Linked DNA regions of Homo sapiens: region 2 is linked to region 1. A link is a contact called in ENCODE Hi-C or POLR2A ChIA-PET data. All regions are on one chromosome and are shown on one strand. The core of a region is the stretch at or near the end of the contact, and the rest is flanking DNA. Distances in the headings are between cores, read along the strand shown.

What was found. Hi-C counts contacts between places; a loop is a spot of excess contacts on that map. ChIA-PET counts read pairs that join two places held with the same protein, here RNA polymerase II (POLR2A). Pooled maps may share reads with other maps.
Region 2: a map of PC-9 shows a loop between it and region 1 (14-fold over the local background). The contact joins two enhancer-like sites. A Hi-C loop is called at or near these places in 20 of 168 maps with a recorded cell type or tissue (A673, CD4-positive, alpha-beta T cell, GM12878 and 15 more), 6 of 37 single-sample maps with no recorded cell type and 18 of 50 pooled maps. POLR2A ChIA-PET finds 5 or more read pairs at or near these places in 7 of 52 experiments (B cell, PC-9, Panc1 and 3 more).

What each region holds. Positions count from the first base shown.
Region 1 is chr16:81,404,312-81,407,716 of GRCh38, reverse strand. No RefSeq gene overlaps it. Among named protein-coding and RNA genes, the nearest start is that of MIR4720, 21 kb to the right of the region's middle. Within about 2 kb of position 1,841, at least 6 of the 41 ENCODE cell types and tissues checked have a DNase peak (open chromatin) inside an H3K27ac peak, as active enhancers do.
Region 2 is chr16:81,599,411-81,602,815 of GRCh38, reverse strand. All of the region lies in intron 1 of CMIP (c-Maf inducing protein), which reads right to left. Among named protein-coding and RNA genes, the nearest start is that of MIR6504, 10 kb to the left of the region's middle. Within about 2 kb of position 1,580, at least 7 of the 41 ENCODE cell types and tissues checked have a DNase peak (open chromatin) inside an H3K27ac peak, as active enhancers do.

The DNA of each region.
Region 1 (3,405 bases), core at 592-3,091:
CCTGGCAGGGTGGGGGCAGGACCTGACCCACTAGCCAGGTTGCTCTCCTGGAAACAGGGTTGTCCCTACTGGGGTTGGAAATTTGTCTCCATAACGTGTGAGTGTGGGAAGCACTGGCATTTGGTGGTGGCAGTGGGCAGGAAAGCTAGACAGACAGTCCCTGATGACAAGAATGGGCCCTCGGCCCCCAGGATGGGCTGCCGTCTCTCAGGACATTCACGTAGGCGAAAACCCTGCTTGAAATTATCTGTGTCTGGAATCTAACTTCACTTTACATAAAAAGGCCGTTTTTTCCTGCTCAGTTTTCATTGTCCCTGCATTTCCCAGGAGCACAACCACAGCGTAAATGGAGGTAAGGTTGTTCTTTGTTTCATTTGGACGTTAACCAAGAGTTGCTCACCATTTTGGAAAATCACGTCACTGAGAGCCTGCCAGCCTGTGATGTTTGAGTCACCCACAGGCACACCTGTGGCCATCTGTGCTGTGGCTGCAGCCTTCCTGGGGATTCCTGAGCAGGAGCAAGTGGCTTACTACTTCTTTATGTCTCTGGGGTAGAGGGGGTTCTAATGTCCCCACATACAATTTTATGTCAAATTAATTTCTTTTTAATCCTCCTTTATATTGTAAATAGGCATGATATTGATGTATCTGAAATCACATGTATAGCTAAATTATATACCAGGGAATTCAACTTCAAGACAGAAAGAAACATTCAAAATATTAGTTTTGACCAGGTACGGTGGCTCACGCCTATAATCCCAGCACTTTGGGAGGCCAAGGTGGGAGGATGGCTTGAGGCCAGGAGTTTGAGACCAGCCTGGGCAACATAGCAAGGACCCATCTCTGTGAAAAATACAAATATTAGCTGCGTATGGTGTCACGTGCCTGTAATCCCAGCTACTTGGGAGGCTGAGGCAGGACAATTACTTGAGCCTCGCAGTCTGAGGTTACAACGAGAGCTGTGATCGTGCCACTGCACTGCAGCCTGGGTGACAGTAACAGAGCAATATTTTCTATATATATTTTGGAAAAATATTATATTTTGGCAGGATGGGGGCCGGACATGACCCATATACATAATATATATATCTATATATATATATATTTTGGCTGGGCGCGGTGGCTCACACCTGTCATCCCAGCACTTTGGAAAGCCGAGGTGGGGGGATCACGAGGTCAGGAGATTGAGACCATCCTGGCTAACACTGTGAAACCCTGTCTCTACTAAAAATACAAAAAAAGACAGGCACGGTGGTGGGCGCCTGTAGTCCCAGCTACTCAGGAGGCTGAGGCAGGAGAATGGCATGAACCCGGGAGGCAGAGCTTGCAGTGAGCCAAGATCACACCACTGCACTCCAGCCTGGGCGACAGAGTGAGACTCCATCTCAAAAAAAAAAAAAAAGAGATATATATATATATACACACACATACACACACACACATATATATACACATATCTATACACACACATATGTATACACACACATATATATGCACATATATACACACACACACATACACATATATATACACACACACAGATATATATATATATCTGTATGTGTGTGTGTTTATGCAAGAAGCATTGGGTCTGAACGCTCGCAAGGCCCTGTATCAGGAGCCCAGGAATATGTTGTGTGAACCAGGGCTGAATGGAGCACTCAGCTTGCCCAGCAGCAGCTGGGGGCATGGCCATAAGCAGTCCAGATTCCAGGGAAATGAATCAGTAACCCGGGGATGAATCAGGAGACGGGAATTGCAAGTCATCCCACCTCCACAAGGTGGAAACTTAGCCAGCACCTTTACCCGGCGCTGACCCACCCGTATTCTCATAAGAATGTCTGACGGTGGAGACGCTGATCCTGAGAGGAACCTCAGGCACGCAGGTTCCAACCCGGAGTCAGGCTGGAAAAGTTGAGGCTCTTCAAAGAGACTACGACTTTGAACCTGGGTCCATGTAAGCTCCAGTCATCCTTCAAGGAATGTGACTAACGTCATCCATTGATGAGGGCAGGAAAATGTCAGATAAAAGACATTTTCTGATAAGTTAACAGGTTACTTTCACAGTATGCACATTCTAAAGCCCTTGTTTTCACAAAGAGAGAGGAATACCTTTTATGTTAATAATAAAAAGTAGTTTCCCTGTTTGATAAATGTGCAAATATTTAAGGCTGTGGAGAAATAGGGACACTTTTATACTGTTGGTGGGAGTGTAAATTATTTCAACCGTTGTGGAAGACAGTGTGGCGATTCCTCAAAGACCTAGAACCAGAAATACCATTTGACCCAGCAATCCGATTGCTGGGTATATACCCAAAGGAATATAAATCATTCTGTTATAAAGATTCATACATGAGTTTGTTCATTGCAGCACTATTCACAATAGCACAGACATGGAATCAATCCAAATGTCCATCAATGACAGACTGGATAAAGTAAATGTGGTACATTTACACCATGGAATACTATGCAGCCATAAAAAGGAAAGAGATCATGTCCTTTGCAGGAACATGGATGGAGCTGGAAGCCATTATCCTCAGCAAAGTAACACAGGAACAGAAAACCAAATACTACGTGTTCTTGCTTATAAGTGGGAGCTGAACATTGAGAACACATGGACACAGGGAGGGGAACAACACACACTGGGGCCTGTCAGCAGCGGGGTGTGAGGTGAGGGAAAGCATCAGGATAAATGGCTAATGCATGTGGGGGGCTCAATACCTAGGTGATGGGTTGATAAGTGCAGGAAACCACCATGGCACACGTTTACCTATGTAATAAACCTGAACATTCTGCGCATGTATCCCGGAACTTAAAATAAAATAAAATTTTAAAAAGTGGAATTTGGGGGTGTCACAGTTCCTGCCTGGGCCCCCCATGGTTGGGCTCTGGCTGTCACTCAGAGGGATGAGGCTGGAGTGCCAGGCCCCAGCCAGATCAGGAAAGGCCTCAGAACTCACATTAAGGAGCTTGAATTTCATCCCGAGTTTATTGGGAAATTGTTGGTGGATGTTAAGTAGGAAGTAATGTGATCAGATTTGCATTTTAGAAAAATCAGTCTGGCTGCAGAGTGGATGGTGGAAGGGAGCAGGGCAAGGCTGGAGCCAGGGAGGACAGTTAGGAGACTGCTGGGGCCATCAGGGTGTACGTGTGTGTTGGGGAGGGGGCAGTGGTGGTCTGAGTCATCCAGAGGGCATATTATGGTGGCATGGATCATTTGGAGGGGGGGGGTATGGTGATGGCTTGATTCATCTGGGATGGGGTGGGGTTTACAGTGGCCCCCATCTTCTGTGAGGCTGGGGGAAGAAGTAACTGTGACCTGGATTAATAACTGGGCAGTGGGGAAAAGAGCCATGTGCAACCTACCCTCTGTGGCCCGTGCCAGGCACGGCTCATGTAACCCTC
Region 2 (3,405 bases), core at 331-2,830, 200 kb before region 1:
GGCTGAATTGGATAAGAAAGAACATTAAAATTCTCCTCCATTGAGGGATGGTAGGGAATCCTGCTCTAAGATGTACAGCTAAGAGAACAATAAGCAGACGAAAAATTTTTTTCCTAAACGTTAAGAGCAGTGTAAGGCATACTGTATGATTCCATTTATATGACATCCTGAAATAAACAAAACTACAGGGGCTGAAATCACACCCATGGTTGCCAGCCGCTGGGGCGGGCGAGGGGCAGGGGGACTCTTGGGGGTGATGGGAATATTCTCTGTATTGACTGTGGGGGCGATGTCACTTGGCTGTATACATTTGTCAGAACTCACAGATCTGCACGCTAAAAGCGTGACTCTTACTGTATGTAAATTACAACGCAAACCTGACTGAAAAAGGCAATGCGTGAAGACAAGGTAATTTGGAAGATGACGAATAAAATCTTTCCCATAAAAATCCAATCAAGACCACTCATTAGCACTCTGGTGTGTGACTTTCCTGATTATTTTAATATATAATTTTTTATAAAGCCGAAATCATACAGTACAAAGAATTTTGTAACGCCTTTTTTTTCCCCACATTATCGCACATAGATGTCCCTGCTCTGAATGGCAAGCTCCAGAACTCTCACTGTAGCAGCTATAAAATATTCCGCCACCATCAATTTCATCCCTGCTCTCACCCCCTCCCTCAGGGACAGTGCCACTGTTTCATTTTATGCTGCCATGCACAACTCCGCAGTGAACATCCTTGTGAAACATGTTTTTCTACCCTATATTTAGGATTATTTCCTTAGGCCAGATTCCCAGAAATGGAATTACTGGGACAAAGGGCAAGAGCACGTTTTACGTTGTTGCCAAATTGCTCTCATTAAATGGATATTAAAGGGAACCGGAGAGCCCTGGCCAAGGCTAAGGGGCTTTTGTCCTGGGCCACCAGCTTGACAGGGCCATGTGAGAAGCAAGGAGCGAACCCAGGTAGGTTTGGTGGGACCGCTCGCTAACTGAGTGCCCGCAAGGTGACGGTGCCCAGAGGGTATTGGAGATGCGGCAGCCCACAAGCTGGGGTTCTGGCCCCGGGGGACGCTGCCTTCCATGGGAGCTGGAGAATGGGTCGGTGAACTCTGCCTTTGTCTTTTTGCTCTCGGGGACAGATATGGAGCTAGTTTTGGGGGATCCTGCATTTGCCAGACCAGGAAGAGATACTTCACCTCTGCCTGTTTCCAGGTGAGCCCCCTGTCCAGTGGCACACAATGCTGGATCTGGGCTGGAAAAAATAGGGCCTAGAAGGACCTCATGAGGGTCCCATGTGAACCCCCAGAGATCTTCAGAACTGGCATTCCAAACCAGATATGGCCTCAGACCTGCTTCCAGAGTGGGTGGGGAATGGGGTGAGCTGACCCCCCCAGAAAGAGCCCCCATTGGGCCCCCGATGCTGGCAGAAGACACCTAGCCTTCGCCTTCCCTTGCCTTTGTGGTGAGCCAGCTCCCTCCTGCCCAAACCTGCCTGCTGGTTTCCATGGGGATTCCTCTCAAAGTGAATACGAATCATGACGTCCAGGCTGACTCAAAACATGTGCCAGGGAAGGGAGGAGCTCCCGGACCCCAAAAGAAGCCAGTCTGGAAAATCCTCCCATGAGCTTATTCCCGAGGCCAGAGAAACCTTGCCCAGTCGGGGATGGGGTTGAAAACAGCAGCTGTTTGTCATGGGGCATGTGTGGCCCTGACAGCTGGGTGGATGTGCTGGGCTGGAGTCAAGTCCCCTCTCTCCCTACGTGGAAGCGGCTTGAATTATCACACAGGGGACACCCATGCTGCACAGTCGGGTTCCACGTGGCACCACCCCACTGTAAGGAAGGATTTGCTGGACCTGCACACACACCCTGGGGCCCCAAAGGAGAAACGAGAAGTTGGATGGCAGCCCTGCTTAGACAGTCAACAGCAACAACACCAACAACACTAATGATGAGGCTGCCATCACAGTGTCATACGCAGTGGTGCTCAAAGTGGCTTGCGCTGGGAGAATGGGCTTCAGTCCCCACCTCCCCTGGCTGCATTTCTAAAATTCAAAGTAAAATTCACAGAACGTAAAACTAACCATTAATCACTTAAGATGTACAATTCACGGGCATTGAGTCCATTCCTGATGCTGTGTCACCATCATCTCTATCGAGTTCTGAGATGTTTTTACTCCCAAAGGAAGCCCCATACCATTAAGTCGTCACTCCCTGCTACCCCATCCCCAGGCGCCAGGCAGCCACTAGCCTGGTATCTATCAATGGGACTTGCCTGTTCTGGACATGTCACATAAATGACATCACATACTTTGTGGCTGTTTGTGCCTGGCTCCTTTCACTTACTGTTTTTGAGGTTTATCTGTGCTATGGCATGAGTCGGAACCGCATTCCTTTCATGGCTGACTGACATTCCATTGTATGGGCAGGCCACATGTTTATACATTCATCTGCTGATGGACACATGGATTGTCTCTATCTTTTGACTATAGTGAAGAGCCAGCTTTATATATCTTTTTTTTTTTTTTTTTTTTTCAGATGGAGTCTCACTCTGTCGCCTAGGCTGGAGTGCAGTGGTGCGATCTTGGCTCACTGCAACCTCCGCCTCCCGTCAAGTGATTCTCCTGCCTCAGCCTCCTGAGTAGCTGGGATTACAGTCACCCACCACCACTCCTGGCTAATTTTTGTAATTTTAGTAGAGACAGGGTTTCACCATGTTGGTCAGGATGCTCTTGAACTCCTGACCTTGTGATCCACCCACCTCTGCCTCCCAAAGTGCTGGGATTACAGGCGTGAGCCACCACTGCTGCCATATATCTTTTTTTAATGATGACAGAAGGAAGGACACCTGCTATGCAGACGCTAGCCTCACTACACCCCACCCATATGGACATTCACAGGTGCCCGTGGTTAACATTCATCAAGCAGTTACCATGTGGCCAGCACCATGCTAAGAGCTTTATATATAATCCCTCATTTAACTTGACAACAATGCTAAGGCGGGGAGGCTGTTTTTATCCCTGTTATCCACATGCTACAGAGGAAGAAACTGAGGCACAGAGCAGGGGATGTCTCACACAGGCCTCCTGCTCTTATAAGACAGGCCCAGGATTCAATTTCGTAACCCCCCAAGACAGCAACTTCCATCCCTCTGTTATGCCAAATTCCTCTGGCCAGAGGCAAACTCCAATTTGTGTACCTTTGTGCTCACACACCTCAAGTACATATTATGAGAAAGGAGCTGGGACCACAGCCAAAGCCACAGCTGGAACCAGCATGGCAGGGGCCTCAGGTCCACCCTTCTGTTGCTACCCCACGCAGCAGGTCCTCAGACACCTATAGATCAGCTTGGCCTCCAAGGCAGAAACCCATGGATGCTCATTTGGGGAAGGCCCGTCAA